Linked DNA regions of Homo sapiens: regions 1, 2 and 4 are each linked to region 3. A link is a contact called in ENCODE Hi-C or POLR2A ChIA-PET data. All regions are on one chromosome and are shown on one strand. The core of a region is the stretch at or near the end of the contact, and the rest is flanking DNA. Distances in the headings are between cores, read along the strand shown. Region 1 has its middle 37 kb from the start of HSD17B12. Region 2 holds the start of HSD17B12 (hydroxysteroid 17-beta dehydrogenase 12). Region 3 holds the start of CD82 (CD82 molecule). Region 4 has its middle 65 kb from the start of PRDM11.

The links. A loop is a pair of places that touch in the nucleus more often than their neighbours do. ChIA-PET counts read pairs that join two places held with the same protein, here RNA polymerase II (POLR2A). Pooled maps may share reads with other maps.
Region 1: a pooled map shows a loop between it and region 3 (4-fold over the local background). The contact joins the enhancer-like site here to the promoter of CD82 in region 3. A Hi-C loop is called at or near these places in 1 of 37 single-sample maps with no recorded cell type and 5 of 50 pooled maps. POLR2A ChIA-PET finds 5 or more read pairs at or near these places in 1 of 52 experiments (HEK293).
Region 2: a loop to region 3 is called in a map of CD8-positive, alpha-beta T cell, with 6 times the contacts of the local background. The contact joins the promoter of HSD17B12 here to the promoter of CD82 in region 3. A Hi-C loop is called at or near these places in 3 of 168 maps with a recorded cell type or tissue (CD8-positive, alpha-beta T cell and GM12878), 7 of 37 single-sample maps with no recorded cell type and 18 of 50 pooled maps. POLR2A ChIA-PET finds 5 or more read pairs at or near these places in 1 of 52 experiments (activated CD4-positive, alpha-beta T cell).
Region 4: a loop to region 3 is called in a map of B cell, with 6 times the contacts of the local background. The contact joins the enhancer-like site here to the promoter of CD82 in region 3. A Hi-C loop is called at or near these places in 8 of 168 maps with a recorded cell type or tissue (B cell, OCI-LY7, aorta and 5 more) and 14 of 50 pooled maps.

What each region holds. Positions count from the first base shown.
Region 1 is chr11:43,641,899-43,646,476 of GRCh38, forward strand. It overlaps a transcript of HSD17B12 not described here. Among named protein-coding and RNA genes, the nearest start is that of HSD17B12, 37 kb to the right of the region's middle. RefSeq lists an enhancer at 2,235-2,424. Within about 2 kb of position 2,278, at least 25 of the 41 ENCODE cell types and tissues checked have a DNase peak (open chromatin) inside an H3K27ac peak, as active enhancers do.
Region 2 is chr11:43,677,376-43,682,154 of GRCh38, forward strand. HSD17B12 (hydroxysteroid 17-beta dehydrogenase 12) reads left to right here and starts at 3,363. Exons shown (of 11, transcript NM_016142.3): 1 at 3,363-3,612. The coding sequence starts at 3,453. RefSeq lists enhancers at 2,958-3,007, 3,218-3,783, 3,858-3,907, 4,058-4,117.
Region 3 is chr11:44,563,541-44,568,339 of GRCh38, forward strand. It overlaps CD82 (CD82 molecule), which reads left to right and starts at 2,123. Exons shown (of 10, transcript NM_002231.4): 1 at 2,123-2,196. RefSeq lists a silencer at 1,622-2,221 and enhancers at 2,136-2,636, 3,142-3,211.
Region 4 is chr11:45,078,999-45,083,753 of GRCh38, forward strand. No RefSeq gene overlaps it. Among named protein-coding and RNA genes, the nearest start is that of PRDM11, 65 kb to the right of the region's middle. RefSeq lists a silencer at 1,071-1,140 and enhancers at 3,256-4,133, 4,134-4,755. Within about 2 kb of position 1,338, at least 13 of the 41 ENCODE cell types and tissues checked have a DNase peak (open chromatin) inside an H3K27ac peak, as active enhancers do; they include B cell, OCI-LY7 and sigmoid colon, where a contact is called at or near this core.

The DNA of each region.
Region 1 (4,578 bases), core at 1,028-3,527, 920 kb before region 3:
GAATAAAACAAGTAGTTTCAGAAATTATAGAATCTGTTGTAAATATGCAAATTTGCACATTCTAGCTTTGTCACCAATGCCACATTTGGGAAAAGAAATAGATTGCAATGTTTGTCTTCTATTAACATATATATATTCTTAAAAGTATACAAAATGTTTCCTAATTTTAAACATATTAATACTGTTACGTATAAATATTTTTTAAATCTTAGTATAAAGTTTAGGGTTTTAAAAAAATATACTTTAAAAATTCATGTGGTGAAATAGAATCTAAAAACTTGAGGGAAATTACTAAATTTTTTGGTATAAATTTGAAGAGTTCATTTCTAGAATACGTTTATTTTCTTCTTATAAAGACATTTACATCAATATTAAGTATATAGATTAAGACCTACTTAAATTACTTAATTAAAATATACTAAACTTCTAAGTTATTTTTAAAAGAATGATGTGGGTAAACTGAAAAGATCATAAAATTATTTCTAATGTAATTTTTACGTAAAGCCCTTTAATATATCAGTTTTTACCTCTTATATTTTGAACCGTTAAAAGAAAAAAAATGACTAATCTCCTAATGGAAAATATAATCTTATAGTACTGAGAAGAGAGTTGTAAGCATGTAATAAATATATGAGATCAGTTTCATTTCTGACTTGTTTTTGAGCCTTTCTTATGAATCATCATGTATTTTAACATCAAGAGAATAATATATAAAATACGCTTTAAAATGTTACAACCTGGTAGCTATTAAAAAAGAGAGGGGAAAAAAACAGAGCTTTGCCTAGCAAAATACTAACTAAAGAGTTAGGTGAGAATTAGAAATGTTCAGATGCTAAAGTAGTATAATAAACTAAAATTCCAAATATATATGAATATATAATTTTTTATATCTTGGTATATGGCATTTGTCTTAATTGTTTAGGAAACTACATATTGTACAGGAGTGAAGAAGTAAATGATGAAGTATTTTCTCATCATAGTTTACTAGATAAAAAATGTACTAATAAGCTAAATGTAATAGTAAGGGGCACATTTAAAATATAATTTCGTAGAGTCTTACTAAATACGTATCTTTCCAACAAGGCTTTAGGTTTTTGCATGTGTATTAGGATTTCTGAGTTTTGTGATTTGAAATTCATGATACATTTTGAGTGCCCTTTCAAATGGCAAATTGTTTCTGTGGAAAAATCAGACATTATGTACATTTCATTTTATATTTGGATGTGAGAAAAATAGCAGATAATTTGGGAGAATTCTAGTTGTTGCCTTAGTGTATGCATCAAATACTAAACAATTATTTTATCTCTCAGTTATACGTCTGGGCATGTTACAGTTTGTACTGTATGTACAAACAGGATATTGAACTTACATTGATGATACAGTGTTCTTTAAACGTGATTGTTAATCTTTACTGAAATTATGGGCAAACTATTTCAAAGAAATGCGTTTTTAAACTCTTATTTTTAATTAAAATGAGAAAAACCTTGAAGGAGTTCATTTATGAATAAAATATGTAATTGTGCAGTCTCCTGAAAGAATGAACTCTTAGTTTATTTTTCAAATTTTATTAAAATGTTTCTTTACTTGTTGCTTGTTGGCATTTTAAAATTAAAAAGTAATAAAGCAGCATTATTATATTTCTGATTATCTATCAAGAGAGTGAAAGGGAAACCAAAGTATATTGACACAACCCAGGTTTTCCCCTAAAAAAAACTAACTTCAAATTGAAAAAATATATTGCCCATATTTAATATTTCTTATTAGGACTTACTTGGAGTCGCATAATTTTTTTGAGACAATATATTGGAGGAAATTTGTCTTATAAAATGGAGAGATGTAGAACATTGTGGGCAGTTATAGGATAGTCTTTCTCTCTTGTTGCTTCCCAGAAGTTAGAAAACAGATTTTAAATTAATAGTGTTGAGTACACGAATCTCTGGAGTATAATAACTTAGAAAAATGTTGGAAAATGATAAAGTCGAAGGGGAAGATTAATTGAAGTTAAGTGTCCCCTTTTCAAATGGGAAGCATTTGACACTATGAGGAGTGCTCTAGAGATTAACAAATGTTTCTCTGTCAAGGATAATTTTCTGAGCAGTTGAGGTTGTTTGTGTGATAAGGGAAGGCGGCTAGATAGCGTAACTATAGGTGTTTGAGAAAATTTCCGAAGTTACTTTCAGATTGAAAGGGTGAAAGTAGGTGCAACAATTGGCCGTTGGGAGGGGAAAGGGTGCAGGGCTCGCCAGCCCGGCGCCACTACAGGGTTAACCGCGGCGGCGCCCGGTGCACACTGGGAGTTGTAGGCCGCGGGCATTGTGGGAGTTGTCGTAAAAGCCTGCTTTCTTGCCGTGATGGCCGCCGCCGAGGCAGGGAGTTGAGGGTTTCTGCCTTTCGGAGGGTTTGGGGGGCTGTCGGTCCCGTTAGAAGGCCACCAACAGCCCCCCAGGTTGCCAAGGGCCTGTTAGTTGTGTTCCTGGAAGGTGGGCAAGCAGCCTGATGGGTTAACATTGGGATTTGCCGTCGTTATAGCGGTCAAGGGGCCTGTAGCGGCTGCAGGGTCGGTGAGGGTTCCCAGCCGGCCGGACCTTGGTCGTCTGGCATTCTGCCTTTGAAATATCTGGGTGGCCGGCGCCTAGGCATATGGGGTTGTGCTTTCTGTGTTGTGGTTTGTAGCTTGCATCCTCCACTGTTCTTAGCGCATTTGGCTCTGTCCATATGGCTGTTGGTACTCATGGCCCTATTTGGGGTTGGACTGGGCTCTTTTTCTTGGGTCTGGTGGGATTTAAGCAAGAACTGGAATTTTGTAAGATGTACAGCAGTGTCCTGGGTGTTGTCTGTCTGGTGTGGGGTGTGAGCAGTTGCAGGAGTTATGAACGTGTCCATGATCGTGTGGTTGGCTTTCCCTTGCATGTGGTGAACTTTCCCCTCGTTTGCTAATGCTGAAAGGCAGTGTCAGGCAGTTCCTACTTGTGAAATGCCTTCTTATTAACTTGGATGTGTTCCTAAATCTTGGGAGCTTTGCAATTGCTTGTAGAAAGATATGTGTGCAAAACTGAATTTAAAACGAGCACCAGGGTTGCAGGTACCTTTAGTTCTAGGGAGCCAGCTCCCCCAGGCTTCCCTGGTGCTGTGAAGTTGTTTGAGTTTATTTATGGAAATTAGGTTTGCTTTGAGCTGTGTTACCTTACTCTTGGCTCAGAGTTTCTCTGCATGTTGGGACCCTGATCTTTGATATTGGGTACTGTTTCAACATTTGAGGCTAAATGAAGCACCGTGTACTGATGTGTAATGTCGTGTATCACAATCTCAGGATAACACTAGATAGCCAAGAATGGCAGTACCTGTTTTGTCTGTCTACACGAATTGGACCTCATTGTTTCTGCCACAATGTACTGCTCCATAAATTCCGCCTTATTTCCATGGTATTGTCTGTAAGTTTTGAAATCTAACTGGTCATGAAAAGCCATTTTTCAGGCAGTATTTAAAAGCTTTTTCCCACAAGTAGAACTGGTATCTAAAACATTTTTTCATTCAAGTTTGGTAAGGTGGGAGATTTGAAATAAGGTACAACAGTGGTTTTGGAAATCAGCTATCAAGTTTTAGTTTTAGGGGCCACCACGTGACAGAAATGATTTATAGAGAGAGTAAAAATTGTATTCCATTTCTCTTGGTATTTTAGTGCATATAAAAACTAAATAAACCACTTTCATATATCATTAAAAAGCCCTTTGTGTCTTGTGATGAATGAGGTTTTTATAACTCCCCTATTGTCTGGGTTTGCTTAGAATATAGTAATGGGGCCGGGCATGGTGGCTCACGCCTGTAATCCCAACACTTAGGGAGGCCAAGGCCAGGGGATCACTTGAGGTCAGGAGTTTGAGACCAGCCTGGCCAACATGGTGAAACCCCATCTCTACTAAAAATACAAAAAACTTAGCTGGGTGTGGTGGCATACGCCTATAATCTCAGCTACTCAGAAGGCTGAGGTGGGAGAATCACTTGAACCCAGGAGGTGGAGATATCAGTGAACGGAGATTGTGCCACTGCACTCCAGCCTGGGCAACAGAGTGAGACCCTGTCTCAAAAAAAAAAAAAAAATTAGCTGGGTGTTGTGGCAGGTGCCTGTAGTCCGGCTACTCTGGAGGCTGAGGCAGGAGAATCGGCTTGAACCTGGGAGGTGGAGGCGGCAGTGAGCCAAGATCACTTCACTGTACTCCACCCCTCCAACCTGGGCAACAGAGTGAGACTGCATCTCAAAAAATATATGTATAGTAATGGTAGAGAAAGCAGCAAAGCTGGCTGGGTATGTACATGTGATTCTGTTGAAACTGATTTCAGGTATGGATTGATAGGCTAATATTGTTGGGTTGCTAGTCAGATCTCAGGAAAGTATTTCCTTCCCTCTAACCTGACCTAAGTGTGTCTTAGAATGTTAACTAACTTGACAATTGAATAAAAAAGATTGAGAAATTTATTTTTAAATGATCCATATTGTCCATATTTGTTACTGTTTGGTGATGTGGTCAAATACTATTGTTCTGGTGAATTGGTTTTGTATCTTAGGAAGACCGGATGGCT
Region 2 (4,779 bases), core at 2,113-4,612, 880 kb before region 3:
CAGAGAAGGAAACAAAAACTCTTGAAGGAAGGTAGAGAGTAAGTGTGAAGCACTTTATTGTTTTACACAATTTTTTTAAATTATACTTTAAGTTCTAGGGTACATGTCCACAATGTGCAGGTTTGTTACATATGTATACATGTGCCATGTTGGTGTGCTGCACCCACTAACTCGTCATTTACATTAGGTTTATCTCCTAATGCTATTCCTCCCCACCCCCCCACCACCCCATGACAGGCCCCAGTGTGTGATGTTCCCTTTCCTGTGTCCAAGTGTTCTCATTGTTCAATTCCCACCTATGAGTGAGAACATGTGGTGTTGGGTTTTTGTCCTTGCGATAGTTTGCTGAGAATGATGGTTTCCAGCTTCATCCATGTCCCTACAAAGGACATGAACTCATCCTTTTATATGGCTGTATAGTATTCCATGGTGTATATGTGCCACTTTTTGTTAATCCAGTCTATCATTGTTGGACATTCGGGTTGGTTCCAAATGTGAATAGTGCTGCAATAAACATACGCGTGCATGTGTCTTTATAGCAGCATGATTTATAATCCTTTGGGTATATACCCAGTAATGGGAAGGTTGGGTCAAATGGTATTTCTGGTTCTAGATCCTTGAGGAATCACCACACTGTCTTTCACAATGGTTGAACTAGTTTACAGTCCCACCAACAGTGTAAAAGTGTTCTTATTTCTCCACATCCTCTCCAGAACCTGTTGTTGCCTGACTTTTTAATGATTGCCATTCTAACTGGTATGAGATGGTATCTCATTGTGGTTTTGATTTGCGTTTCTCTGATGGCCAGTGATGATGAGCATTTTTTCATGTGTCTGTTGCCTGCATAAATGTCTTCTTTTGAGAAGTATCTGTTCATATCTTTTGCCCACTTGTTGATGGGGTTGTTTGTTTTTTTCTTGTAAATTTGTTTGAGTTCTTTGTAGATTCTGGATATTAGCCCTTTGTAAGATGAGTAGATTGCAAAAATTTTCTCCCATTCTGTAGGTTGCCTGTTCACTCTGATGGTAGTTTCTTTTGCTGTGCAGAAGCTCTTTAGTTTAATTAGATCCCATTTGTCAATTTTGGCTTTTGTTGCCATTGCTTTTGGTGCTTTAGACATGAAGTCCTTGCCCATGCCTATGTCCTGAATGGTATTGCCTAGGTTTTCTTCTAGGGTTTTTTATAGTTTTAGGTCTAACATGTAAGTCTTTAATCCATCTTGAATTAATTTTTGTATAAGGTGTAAGGAAGGGATCCAGTTTCAGCTTCCTACATATGGCTAGCCAGTTTTCCCAGCACCATTTATTAAATAGGAAATCCTTTCCCCATTTCTTGTTTTTGCCAGGTTCATCAAAGATCAGATAGTTGTAGATGTGTGGTGTTATTTCTGAGGGCTCTGTTCTGTTCCATTGGTTTATATCTCTGTTTTGGTGCCAGTACCATGCTGTTTTGATTACTGTAGCCTTGTAGTATAGTTTGAAGTCAGGTAGTGTGATGCCTCCAGCTTTGTTCTTTTGGCTTAGGATTGACTTGGCAATGCGGGCTCTTTTTTGGTTCCATATGAACTTTAAAGTAGTTGTTTCCAATTCTGTGAAGAAAGTCATTGGTAGCTTGATGGGGATGGCATTGAATCTATACATTACCTTGGGCAGTATGGCCATTTTCACGATATTGATTCTTCCTATCCATGAGCATGGAACGTTCTTCCATTTGTTTGTGTCCTCTTTTATTTCGTTGAGCAGTGGTTTGTAGTTCTCCTTGAAGAGGTCCTTCACATCCCTTGTAAGTTGGATTCCTAGGTATTTTATTTTCTTTGAAGCAATTGTGAAGGGGAGTTCAGTCATGATTTGGCTCTCTGTTTGTCTGTTATTGGTGTATAAGAATGCCTGTGATTTTTGCACATTGAGTTACAAGACAGGGATGCCCTCTCTCACCACTCCTATTCAACATAGTGTTGGAAGTTCTGGCCAGGGCAATCAGGCAGGAGAAAGAAATAAAGAGTATTCAGTTAGGAAAAGAGGCAGTCAAATTGTCCCTGTTTGCAGATGACATAATTGTATATTTAGAAAACCCCATCGTCTCAGCCCAAAATCTCCTTAAGTTTTACACAATTTTTTAAACTTACCTTGTGATCTTTCTCCTCTGCAACTTTGCTAACGTAGTTCCCATGCCTCTATCTGGACTTCACACTTCTGTGCCCCCTGGAAATACCACTCCCCCACTCCCCAACCAAAAAAGGGAAATTTAAAAAAGAAAGTAAAATTTTCTATCCCCCTTTGAAGACAAATTAAAAGATATAGTCTCCTTCCAAAACTAATTGTTCAGCAAGCTGTGTTCCTATATTTTTCATTCACCATACAGCTCTGATGCCATCGTCTAACAGTTATTAGACTCCATCAGGTTATTTGCCTTGAACCCCAAATCGTTGGGAACTAAGTGATGTTTAGTGCTCAGCTGGGAGGGAGGTCTGGCATTTAAGGGCTCTCTATGAGTGAGTGTAACCCGGGCGAATGCCTGCAGCGAGGAAGGCACAGACACAGAAGACTGCAAGCCTTTATCTGGAAAAGTTTATGGCAACAATGACAGCACGCTTAACAATGATATATTTATTATATAATTATATCATATATGTAAAATATATATTTATTTAATAAAGAGTTGAAAATAAAACTGTGGCTCCACACCTATTTCTTTTCTTTTTTTTTTTGTTTTTGTTTTGGGATGGAGTCTCACTCCGTCGCTCAGGCTGGAATGCAGTGGCGCGATCTCGGCTCACTGCAACCTCTGCCTCCCGGGTTCGTGATTCTCCTGCCTCAGCCTCCCGAGTAGCTGAGATTACAGGCGCACGCCACCACGCCCGGCTAATTTTTGTATTTTTAGTAGAGACGGGGTTCGGATGTTGGCCAGGCTGGTCTCGGACTCCTAAGCTCAAGCGATTCGCCCGCCTCGGCCTCCCAAAGTGCTGGGATTACAGGTGTTAGCCACCGCGCCCTGCCTACGCCCACTTCTTACTATAATCTTTCCATTCACTAGCGGCTTCTCTGATCCCATTTCCTCTTCGAACCTGAGCTCAAACCAGCCTGGGTCTGACCGGCCAATCCGAGCGCAGTCTTCCGCAGTCGCGAGTACGGCTGCAGCCAATGAGAGACCGGGGCGCCTCGGTGGGGTGAGACAGGGCGCTCACTGGCGGAACCCCGGGGGACGCGGTGATGGGAGGAGTGTGGGAGGGGCAGTGGAACTGGAGTCAGCTAATGGCTGACGCACTACGCGCAGAGGGAAAGACGGGTCACCAATAGCGACACGGATATGGCCCCGCGGGCGGGGTTTAGGCCCAAAGTGGTGTCGGAGCAGCGCCTATTAGTGTCATCCTCACCGTCACGGCCGGCGCCTCCTCCTGGATTCATTCACTCGCTCTTTTCATTCACGAAGGTAGTGAGGCCTAGTGGAAAGCCATGGAGAGCGCTCTCCCCGCCGCCGGCTTCCTGTACTGGGTCGGCGCGGGCACCGTGGCCTACCTAGCCCTGCGTATTTCGTACTCGCTCTTCACGGCCCTCCGGGTCTGGGGAGTGGGGAATGAGGCGGGGGTCGGCCCGGGGCTCGGAGAATGGGCAGGTGAGTCGGATGCAGCGCCGCGTCCTCGCTCCCGCGGCGGCCCGGACCAGGCCTGGGCCGTGATGACTAGTTCTGGGGTCTGCTCCTGGCCTTCCCCTCCCCAGCTCTCCTCTTTCTCAGGCTCCTGTGCCCCGCGGGCCCCTCCTGGCTCCCTTGGCTGTCTTCTGCTTGCTTAGACTACTTGCAGAGTTTTAAGGTACGAAATACACTGCTCGCTCAATCCTGGGAATCTAAGCTCAGCTTAGGGTGTAGGAGAAAACTGCCTTAAGTCTCTGGGGCTTGTGCCCTTTAAGCCATTCCGTGTTCATGGAGCCAGTCAGTCGCCCTGCTGCCTCCTCAGTCACACGCTGTCCTCCTTGGTTCGCCCCTTGTAAGTGTTTTTAAAATAAAGTTTTTCGCTCGGTTTGAATATTGGCCCTGTGCTAAGGATGCAGAGCATTCTGTTAACATGTTTGGGCAGAGGATGGAAAGGGGTGTAGGGACACAATTTCAGAAGGCTTTTTGCACTGCGGAATCGTACCTCCCCAGTTACGATTAAGATAGTAATCGTATCTGGATTTGGCCTATTTCATACAATTACAAAGCCCCTTTAAAAGGAATTCTCGCTAAACTGTTCTGGAGTCCTAACGAGTAGCAAGAACTATTGCTTCTGTAAAATGATAACTCATCATGTTAAAATCAGATTTTTTTTTTTTTTTCACAAGGACGTTTGTAGGAAAAAGTATACCCGTAAAGAGTGAACCAAACACATGGAACTTGTAGTCGGAGGATTTTTAAAATGGAGGACGAAGGTCAGGTTGAGGAAATAGGGAAAATTATCTGCAGGGAAGTTTTGCTCCCCCCCCCCTTTTTTTTTTCTTTTTCAACCTATTTTGTTTCCTTCTTTGCTTTATTTTTCGTCTCTTGGCCTTTTTTCCCTTTAAACCGAGTGATTACTTATGATATGCTTGTGGTCCTACCCTGAGATGATTATTTATTTTGATGTTTTATAATCGAATGTGCACTTCCTAAGCATTTTATTGAATTTTGGGGTGGTTAGGCATTGCCTGCAGACTGGGCTCAGGTAAGATACACTAATAATGTTACTCCATGTTCTTTGTTTATTTAGAAACATTTAAACAACCTAGTAGGAAAGACATATGTTAACCTTTTGGGTTTATGTTAACA
Region 3 (4,799 bases), core at 873-3,372:
CCATACAGGACCATTCTCAGGGTATGCTTAAGTCAAGTTATTGCTGTCAGGAGCATCTGCCATACACCATCACAAACACCCCCAGCTCGGAGGGAGCGGGGTGTGGAGTAGGGTGGAATAGGAGGAATTTTATGCCCATTTTGCATGGGCTGGGTAGGGTAGGGATCTGAAACCCAGCCCAAGACAGAATGGCACAGTGGTTCTCAAAGTGTGGTCCCCGGACCAGCATCCACATCATCTAGGAGCTTGTTAGGATCTTAACCACTTGCAGGATAGAGGGTGTCTCTCTGCGGGTATGACACACTGCTGGGTTTAAAGGATTCTCCAGCCTCACTTTTCTGACTTGGTGTGGGAATGCTATGAAGGAGACTTTTTGCTGAAAAGAGAACATTTTCTGAGCATGTACGGCATTCAAGCGGTGGGCCAAATACTTTATGAATGCTGTCACATGTAATCTTCAACAGCTACCATCAAGATCGGTATGATTGTTATGGCTCATTTTATTATTATTCCCTGTTTAAGGGCTCATCCCAGAGGTTAAGTATCTTGCCTTGTCCTGGGTTTAAAACGCAACCAGGAAGCTACCTAGGTCTGTGTGATTCTCAGACCACCCTGACTTCTTTACAGTTTGCTCAACAGTGGTTCATGCTTGAATGTGATTCAGAATCACCTGGAGGCCTTATTAAAACCAATTGTCCCACAGTTTTCCATTCAGTAAGTTGGGATGGGGCTTCAAAATACGCACTCCTAACAAGTTCCCAGATGATGTTGCTCCTGGTTCAAGGACCACGCTGTGAGAACTACAGTGCTGGGCTGGGATCCAGCTCCCGCCCTTACTCCACTCGTACAAAGCGCTCATAATCATACCCTCCCACAACGGTGTGTTGTGAGAGGACATTGTGATAATGGAAGTGAAAGAGCTTTGTCAGCTGCACAGGTGAATGCCCCTGGTCATTAACCAGGTAATCTGCCTGAGGCTAGTCCTCTGGAGCCTGGGAGGGCAGAGGGCTGGGACGCAGGGTGGGCACCGCAGCCACCTAGAGAGCTCTTGCAGCCCACCTCAATTTTGGGCCACTTTTTCTTCAGGGAGAAAGCCAGCTTTGAGGGCTTAGGCCCACAGCCCCTCCTGCCACTATTCTCATCAACCCACACCTCCTCCCTCACCTCAGGCAGCTGCTGGGCACTGCCCCAGCACTGGTTGTTCTGGGCTACTTCCCCAGGGGCCAGTCCAGGCAAGCTGGGGCAGCTCAAGCCTGTGACTCAGGACCTGAGGCTGGATCCCGCTCACGCCCGCCTCCATGAGATTCAGAGCCCTCGACTTCCCTTCTCTGAGCCTTAAACTGCGCATTAGTAAAATAGGCGCAACGAGAGTACCCATGAGTTGTGGGAATTCAAGGGCTAGAACTGTATTCAGCGCTTGGCATAGAGCCTGGCCCCTGGCAAGGATTCAATCAATGGTAGTCAGTATTTTCAAAAAGTTCCTGGGCCCAGGCCGCCTCCTGATAGAGGCCCCGACTTAGGACACAAACCGCTCCCACGCCGTTCCCCGGCGGCACCCGGATACACCCGCCCTGGAATGCCAGCGTGGGGGCCCCAGGGCTACCCGCCCGAGATGAGAGGGGCAGGGCAGGGCAGGATTAGGAAGGCGCTGAGCCCAGGCTGGTGCGGGGAGGGGCGTGGCCTCACCCTACTAGGGCCGGGGGATGGGGTGGGCTCGAAGGAGAAAGTGAAGGAGGCGGGGGCGCTGGGAGGGCCCGGGAGGAGACCGGGAGGACGAGGTAGGCGGGAGCTGGGCGGGACCGTTAGGCAGCGCCGTGAGTGGACAGGGCTGGAGCGGGGCGGGCTTAATCCCCAGTGTAACCTGGGGGCGGGGCTGCCGGGATAGAGGAGAGACTCCGTAGCGGGGCGGGGCCTCAGCTCCAGCTGGGCCCGGGGGCGAGGCTGGTTGGGGTACGGCCATAGTGGGCGGGGCCTGGCCGGCGGGAGCGCACCGCCTTCCCAAAGGGCTCGGGGGCGGGGCCGGCGGAGGGGGCGTGTCTTCTGGGGGCGGGGCCTGCCGAGTCCGCGGCGTTCCCCGGCTGCAGCCGGGAGGGGGCCGAGGAGTGACTGAGCCCCGGGCTGTGCAGTCCGACGCCGACTGAGGCACGAGCGGGTGACGCTGGGCCTGCAGCGCGGAGCAGAAAGCAGAACCCGCAGGTGAGCAAGGGGGCAGCGGGCCGGGGTAGCCTGCCGGACAACCATAGGCAAAGTTAGTTTTAGCCCCCGCTTCTGCGGTCCGGCTCGGACAACTTTCCTCGGAACTAGTGACAGGTCGGGGCAGCTGGTGGGTGAAAAGGAGCTTTAGCCACCAGTCCTGAACCCCCAGTTCTCACACTCGGCCGTGCACAGCTGCGTGATCCTGGGTCCGTCCCTCTACCTGGCTCTGGACCTCCCGGGTTCCAGCAGGAGGAAGTGAACCAGGTGAATTCCACGCTCCCGTTGCCCTTTCTCACTTAAAACGCCGGAAGGTGAGAGCTGGCAGGTGAGAGCAGGCTGCAGGTCGCCACAGGTGTTCCCATCGCGTTGCCCTCTGCAGTTTCTCTCCCTGCAAAATGGGACTGAGAGAAGCGAATTGCTTTAAAGAGTGCACTGTTTCCTCGGTTGGGGCTCGAACCCACCAACCCTGGGGAAGAGGAGGCCAAAGCAGGGAGGTTCCATTTCCCGCCTCACCTGCTTCCCACCAATTCTAACAGTTCAACTGAGCCGGACCCCCTAAGACTTCAAGTTGGAAACTCAGTGGGGCTTTTCCAGGTGAGCTGGCCTGAGCAGGAGGTTGGAAACTGGGGAACAGTTCTTACACTGGTGAGTGGGGAAGAGAAGGGAAAACCCCACCAATCCTTGGGCCCAGGGTCAAGCCCAGGGCCCCAGGGGCCCTTGAAGCATACCCGGGGTTAATTTCTTGGCTGACGGGTTCTGTTCCTGGAGGTGGTGGGTGCTCTGTGCTGGGCCCCAGTAGCGGGGCAGCATAGTTCTGTGGTCAAGGCTTGGGCTTTGGGATCAAACTGATTTGGATTCCATTCCCCCTCCAAACTTCAGTTTCCTCACCTGTAAAATGGGGATAATGACAATATCCAATAGCAGGAGCAAGCACTAAATAGAATAATGTGTATACACTACTTAGCAAGGTGCCAGGAAACCAGTGAGACCTCCCTCTGTGACAGCTGCTTTGATGCGGGTGGGCAGGTGATGGGCTTGCTTCCTATGGGGAATGAGCCTTTTTTTTTTCTTGGAGAGATGGGGTTGGCTACAGCCCCTCCTGACCTTGTGAAAGCCAGAAATTGCCACCTGCCACCAACATCACTCTATTTGAGGGATGAGGACTGTGTCATCTGGAACAAAGAGTGGCTGAGTTTTCTGTAATGTTGCTTGAGGTTGGTAAGTGTTGAGTTAAATAAGTCTAAAAATGTTTACTGAGCACCTACTATATGCTAGAGAGAGCTAGAGGATACAGAGGTGAACTAGCCAGGCCTGAGTTGCTGACAATGAGGGCTCCCCCATCCCTACCATGTCCCTGTAGAGAGGATCAGTCACACCCAGGGCTTATAACCAGATGAGATTTCATGGGTCTGTTCTGCCCTGGTGGCTGGAATCCAGCTATACCATTGCACACTTGGCTTGGGATGGGGGCGAGGGGCAATGTGGGCACCCGATATCTAAGCAGGGTTGGACACTGAAGGACGCTGAAGGTGCTGCATTATATTGGCTCCCTGCATCTTCTGGGAGATAAGCTGTACAGTATGGAACAAACTGGAAAGTGCTGTGGGACAGAGACGGACTGGCGGCTGCGCTGTGTGCAGGAGACTGTGTGTGTATGTAGGGCAGGGGGAGGTGTTCAGAAGAGTGAGACACTTGAGAAGCCAGGGCAGGGGGTGGGGGTAAGGAGGCTTCCTGGAGGGGGTGAGACTTGAATAGGACTTTCTCTCTGGGCTCCTGGTCCTGGTTTGGCTTGGATCAACATGGGACCACAGTCTCTTCAAGCACTGAAGTGGCATAAATTGGAGTTTGGTATGGTGGGGAGGGAGAGGGTCTGGTAGGTGGTGCCTGAGGTGGGGAGGAGGAGACGTTCATTTCAACAGAGCCTACCTAGTGAGCCTTAATGGAAAGCCCTCCCCACCACCACCCCCACTTCCTGCTCGATGAATGACAAGCGACCACATAAGGCCTGCACCCTCAGGTTGCTTACCATCCGGGAAGGGGCTTACACAAGAATACCAGGGACTCTGATGGAAGATAAATGAAAAAAGGATTAGAGGGATCTTCAGGGCCTTACAGACTGGGAAGATTTCGGCAGCCAGAATGAAGATAGTGTCTTGAGGAGAGGAAAATGCCTAGGCAGAGGCAGGGAGGTCAACCTGTCCTGAGAATTCTCGAGAAACCTCTAGGTTGCTCATTCTGGCTGAAGTTTGGGAACGTGTGGGGATATGCAGTGGGAATAGTAGGTGGGATCAGCTTACGGAGGGCCTTGAATGACAGGATAAGAACTTTGGATCTGATTTGCAGAAAGTGGGAGCCACTGAAGGTTTCTGAGGAGAGGAGTGACACAACAGAGCAGCACTTTAGGAAAGTCAGTCTGTACCAGATGTGCTGGGGTGGAGGATCCAGCGGTCAAGGGATAATGAACCAATGGCTGCAGTGACTGGGAAGAAGGGGTCTGGGTGGCTTTGGGGATGTCTGCAACTGGGAGTGAAGGAAGAGACACCAGCCACAGGGAGAGCAAAGGCACCATTGGAGGGGTGGGAGGGGACTGTTCCAGCACATTT
Region 4 (4,755 bases), core at 88-2,587, 510 kb after region 3:
TAATTTTAATCACTTCACACTTAATCCCTAAATTATATGCTCTTTAATTAGGAGAGGGTTTAGGATTAGCCCAGAGCCAGGCTGCTGCAGGGGAGAGGCCCCCCCCTGCTTAGGGGCTGTTGGGGGGTGGAGCTCCAGCTGTCTCTAGGGAACAAACACAGCTGAGAAGGAGAAAGGGGAGGAGTGTCTTCATCGGAAGACACTAAAGAGAGGAAGCAGTGGGAAGAAGTCTGTCTTGTAACACTCAGGAGAGCTCACCAAGCGCCAGGCACAGCGCTGGGCCCCTTCCATCCTGTACCCTGGCACTCCTCAAACCTCATAACTCGTGCAGTCTTTGAAAAAAGTGAAACACTCTCTGGCTTTTGTATTCATTAACATCTCCAACAAGTGACTACTGCAACTAAAATGAATCAAAGCAAAGGAGGAAGGCAGTGCTTTGTGAACCTCATGTCCTCTGCCCCTTCTCCGAGATGCTGTCCAGACACCCCGCTCCCCAGCCAGGAGTGAATTTCACTGAATCCTCCCTGCAAAGATGCCGACAGATCTGCTCATTCTATAGACAAGGGCATTGATATGCCTGTGGCAGAGGTGGCTTTCAGTGAAGGTCTGTGACCCCAAAGCACAAGGTTTCTAATCATGACCCTATACTGCCTGTTGGGGTGACATGGGCCTCTAGCTGACAGACCACTCAGATGACCAAGAAGCCACATCCCTTGCTAAGTGTCAGAAAATTTGGTTTAAGCTGGCAATTTTCCAGGTTGTATACACTGGGGGAAGCACAGAAAGGGGAATGGCTGAGGCTCAGAGAGGGTAAGTAACTTACCAAGGCCACACAGCAATGGCCTTGTCCATGGTGTGTGGCCTCAGGACTGGAACATAAGTCCTGTCTGCCCCTGTGTCTTCCCTGCCCCCCTCCCACGCCAGCACACACCCCACACCTCTGAGATACCAGCCTGGCCTGCTGAATAAGCTCACGCAGACTGGATTCTGATGAGTGTGTTTCGCTTTGCCTGGCAGGCTGCTTAGTGATTGTTCTAAACCTGCGTGTGGGCTTCTCCACTCCCCCAGTCTTCTATTTCTTTCTTCGCCCCCAATGCTTCCCCATCCCTCACCCTCCCCCCACCAGCACCCAGTACAGCAAGCCACACTCAGCAGGTGTTCAATGAACACTTGCTCTGCCAACGAGGCATTGGACCATCTGTAGGGGGCCGGAGTGGGTGTCAGGCTCCCACCCCCACCCCAGCGCCAGCTCCAGGGCCCAGGACGGGAGTCCCTCTGCAGGTGAGCCTGACAGCACTCAGGCTGCCGTCCCACTTGGGGGAGATTGTAAAGACTGTGACTTCCGGGAGGAAGTGGTTCAGAGGCCCAAGCTGTGTCTGGAAAGTCAGAGGCTTGCTCCAGGCCAGGAAGTCACCCAGCTTGCAACAGGGCCCTCGGGTCCCATCCTCACCCCCTGCCTACAGTCAGGGAAACTCCTGCCAAGCCCTAGAAGGATGTGAGCCCAGACCCCTCTCCAGTGGCAGGCTTCTAAGACCTGGTGCCCAGGAAAGGGAGTTGGTAAACAGCTCAAACTGCCCCACTTTGAATTTAGAAACTGCGGGGAACGTGTGAGCAGTGTGGGCAGCTGGAGAGAAAGGAGTGAAGACGCAGGCTTGGGCTCGTTCACTGGCACAAACTGTGAATCCCTGGCGTCCCTCAGGGAGTCTGGCAATGGGGTTGGGATGGTACCAAGGATTCCTGGTCCTAAGGGCTTTCCCGTTGCTGTTGCCCCGTGAGTCCCACAGTTTACTAACTCGAGTGTGCAGGAGTTGCTTGGGAAACTTGCGGTTCCTGCACTCCCAGCTCCAGAGTCTAACCCGGTAGGTCTTGTGTAAGACCCAGGAATTTGTATTTTCATCGATGAGCCTCCTGACCCCCACCCCCAGGTGATTCGGCACAGGTAGTCTTTGAACTACACCTTGGAAGCACTTTCTTGAGTTTTCTTCTCCAAGGGCTGGAAACACCGGTGCTTAACTAGAAGCGGTCTAGTTGTGAAGGCTGAGGTCCCATCCGCTTGCCGGAGGCCGGCCAGCAGGTCATATGGTTCCAGTGTCTCTGAAGGCGGAGGCTGGTCACTTTGGAAGTGGACCCATCTAGGGCCTGAAGCTGGTTCCTGGGACCCTCCCATCAAGGGCTAGCTGAATGGCCACCACCCCAGGCTGTAGCTATATCTCCTAAGAAGGAACAGAAGAAAGGAAGGGGCCTGGAAAGGTGGGGAGGAACCTGCCACAGAGATTGGAGATGCACTGGGCCCCCAGGAGAGGGGTTATCGTACAGGATAGCAGGGGGACTGGCCTATGCCCCACCCCCGATGCTGACTCCCCTGGGACAGCCCTGTGGGAGATCCTCACGTTGTGCAGAGCTGGGAGGGCTGGATATCAGCTCTTCCCTTCACAGTGGGCAGATGAAGGTTCCAGGAGTTTCCCTCTTAAGCACTGGGATCCTTCCTGCTAGCGCCTTCCTATGCTGTAAGTCATATGTATTAGTCCGTTTTCAGGCTGCTGATAAAGACATACCCAAGACTGGGTAATTTATAAAGAAAAAGAGGTTTAATGGACTCACAGTTCCACATGACTGGGGAGGCCTCACAATCATGGCAGAAGGCAAAAGGCACTTCTTACATGGCAGCAGGCAAGAGAGAATGAGAGCCAAGTGGAAGGGGAAACCCCTTATAAAACCATCAGATCTTGAGAGACTTATTCACTACTAGTACACTATGAGAGAAACCGCGTGATTCAATTATCTCCCACCAGGTCCCTCCCACAACACGTGGGAATTATGGGAACTACAATTCAAGATGAGATTTGGGTGGGGACACAGCCAAACCATATCATCGTATAATGCAACAAATTCTGGTGTCAGTATCAGGAAATGGTGAGCTCCAGCTCCATTGAGTCACTGAGACCCTGGGAAAGACTTCCCACCACCTGGATTCACTGGCCCCACCACCTGCCATCTACAATGAGGAGACTGGATTAAAACAGGAGAAGCAACAACTGATTAATACGGCTGCCCTGAGCAGTGTCTTGAGAAGCACTGGGGTTAAGTGTGGGTCTAGAAAAACAACCAAACACTTACAGACCACGTGCCCAGTACCACTGCAAGCATTTTACAGATATTTATATAAAATTTAATTTAATCTTGTTTAAAAGCTCATTTAATTCCGCAGCAACAACACCATGAAGTCGGTATTAGTACCTCCACTTTACAGATGAGGAAACTGAGGCACAGGATGATTAAGGATCTTGTCCAGGGATTCCCAGTACATGGCACAGCTGGATTCTGCACCTCTGTAGTCTGGCTCTAGACCCTGCCTCTACTCACCTCATTCTTCCTCCAAAACAACACAAAAGCTCATTATGATGACTTAATGGCCGGTGTCTGCCCCCGGCATGGCAGGGACAGAAGAGTACACAAACCTCTTATCAGCCTTTCCTACCACATTTCCAGTCTGCGGTTCTACCACCCATAAACAAGCCCATAGAGAGTAGAAGCAAATGGAGCAAGATCAGAGTGGGCCAGGGAGCACTGGAGCCCAGGCGGGACTGGACTCTTCCATTTGAGTTCACCGCACCACTTCATGCCTCCCCTGGACTGACCAGCATTTGAGCCCAAACCCACAGGGCACTGCTCACCATTCCTCAAAAAATCTCAGCTCGTTCCCACCTCTGGACCTTTGCACATGCTGATGTCTTCCTCAAAAACATCTCCTTTTCTTCAAATTTCATCTCAAATGCCACCTCCTGCAGAAGCTCTTCTAGATTCTCCTCCAACCAAACAGAGCCTGCCCTTTCTCTGGAGCCCCAGGCCAGGGTCCCATCCCACCACCAGCAGAATAGAGGCCACAGCTTCCCAGCTCTGCATGCCCAGCAACGGGTTCTGGCGCATAAGGGATTGAGCGCTCAGTAGGGGATTGAGGCACCAGAAGGAAATGAAAGCCTTCTGAGTTCTGACTCATTCACTGACTCGTTTATTCTATCAGGCTTTTTTCCTTAATTGAAAAAGAAAGAACTGAATTCCATACCTGCCTATAAATAAGGATTTAAAATCACATCAGTCACAAGAGCCCACTGTTTTGTCTCCCAGGGTCTGGGCTGCTGATCAGTTTCCTTTGTTAACCAGATCCGGTTTGTTTATCAACATCAGGCTGTAGAATTTGCAGGTCAGGCCACAAGGGTGTGAACCTTCTGCCATCCCCTCTCCGACAGTTGAGGAAAGAGGAGAAACTATAAATAATGTTCCTCTGCCCTCCAGGAACTTCCAGGCTAACATACAGGCTGGGCATACAAAATAAGTCCGCACCTGTGTGCCCGCCAACGCTGCAGTGGCAGAGGGGCATGCGGTCCACAGCCCCTGCAGAGAGGAAGTGTCTGGGGCAGACCTTGCCAAGCAGCCAAGAGTCTTCTCCATTTTCCCCTTGCTGGTTTTCTTCTCACTTCCCCTTTGTTAGAACTGTCCTCTTCTCTGCAGATCCTTGCTGGGGAGGATAGACAGAGGCAGTGGGGTAGGGAGGCAGGAAAGGTGGGATTTGAAAACACCAGGCTGAGCCAGAGCCTGGAGCAGCCGGGACCTCAGCAACACTGTGGCTGCCCATGGAAACCATCCCAGGTAAGATGATGGTCCCCGGGCTCAGCCAGCAGAGGGCCTAGCTGAGTCAGCATCTGCGCATCAGTGAATGAAGGTGTGAATGAATGGAGTGGAAGCTGGAGATGGGAT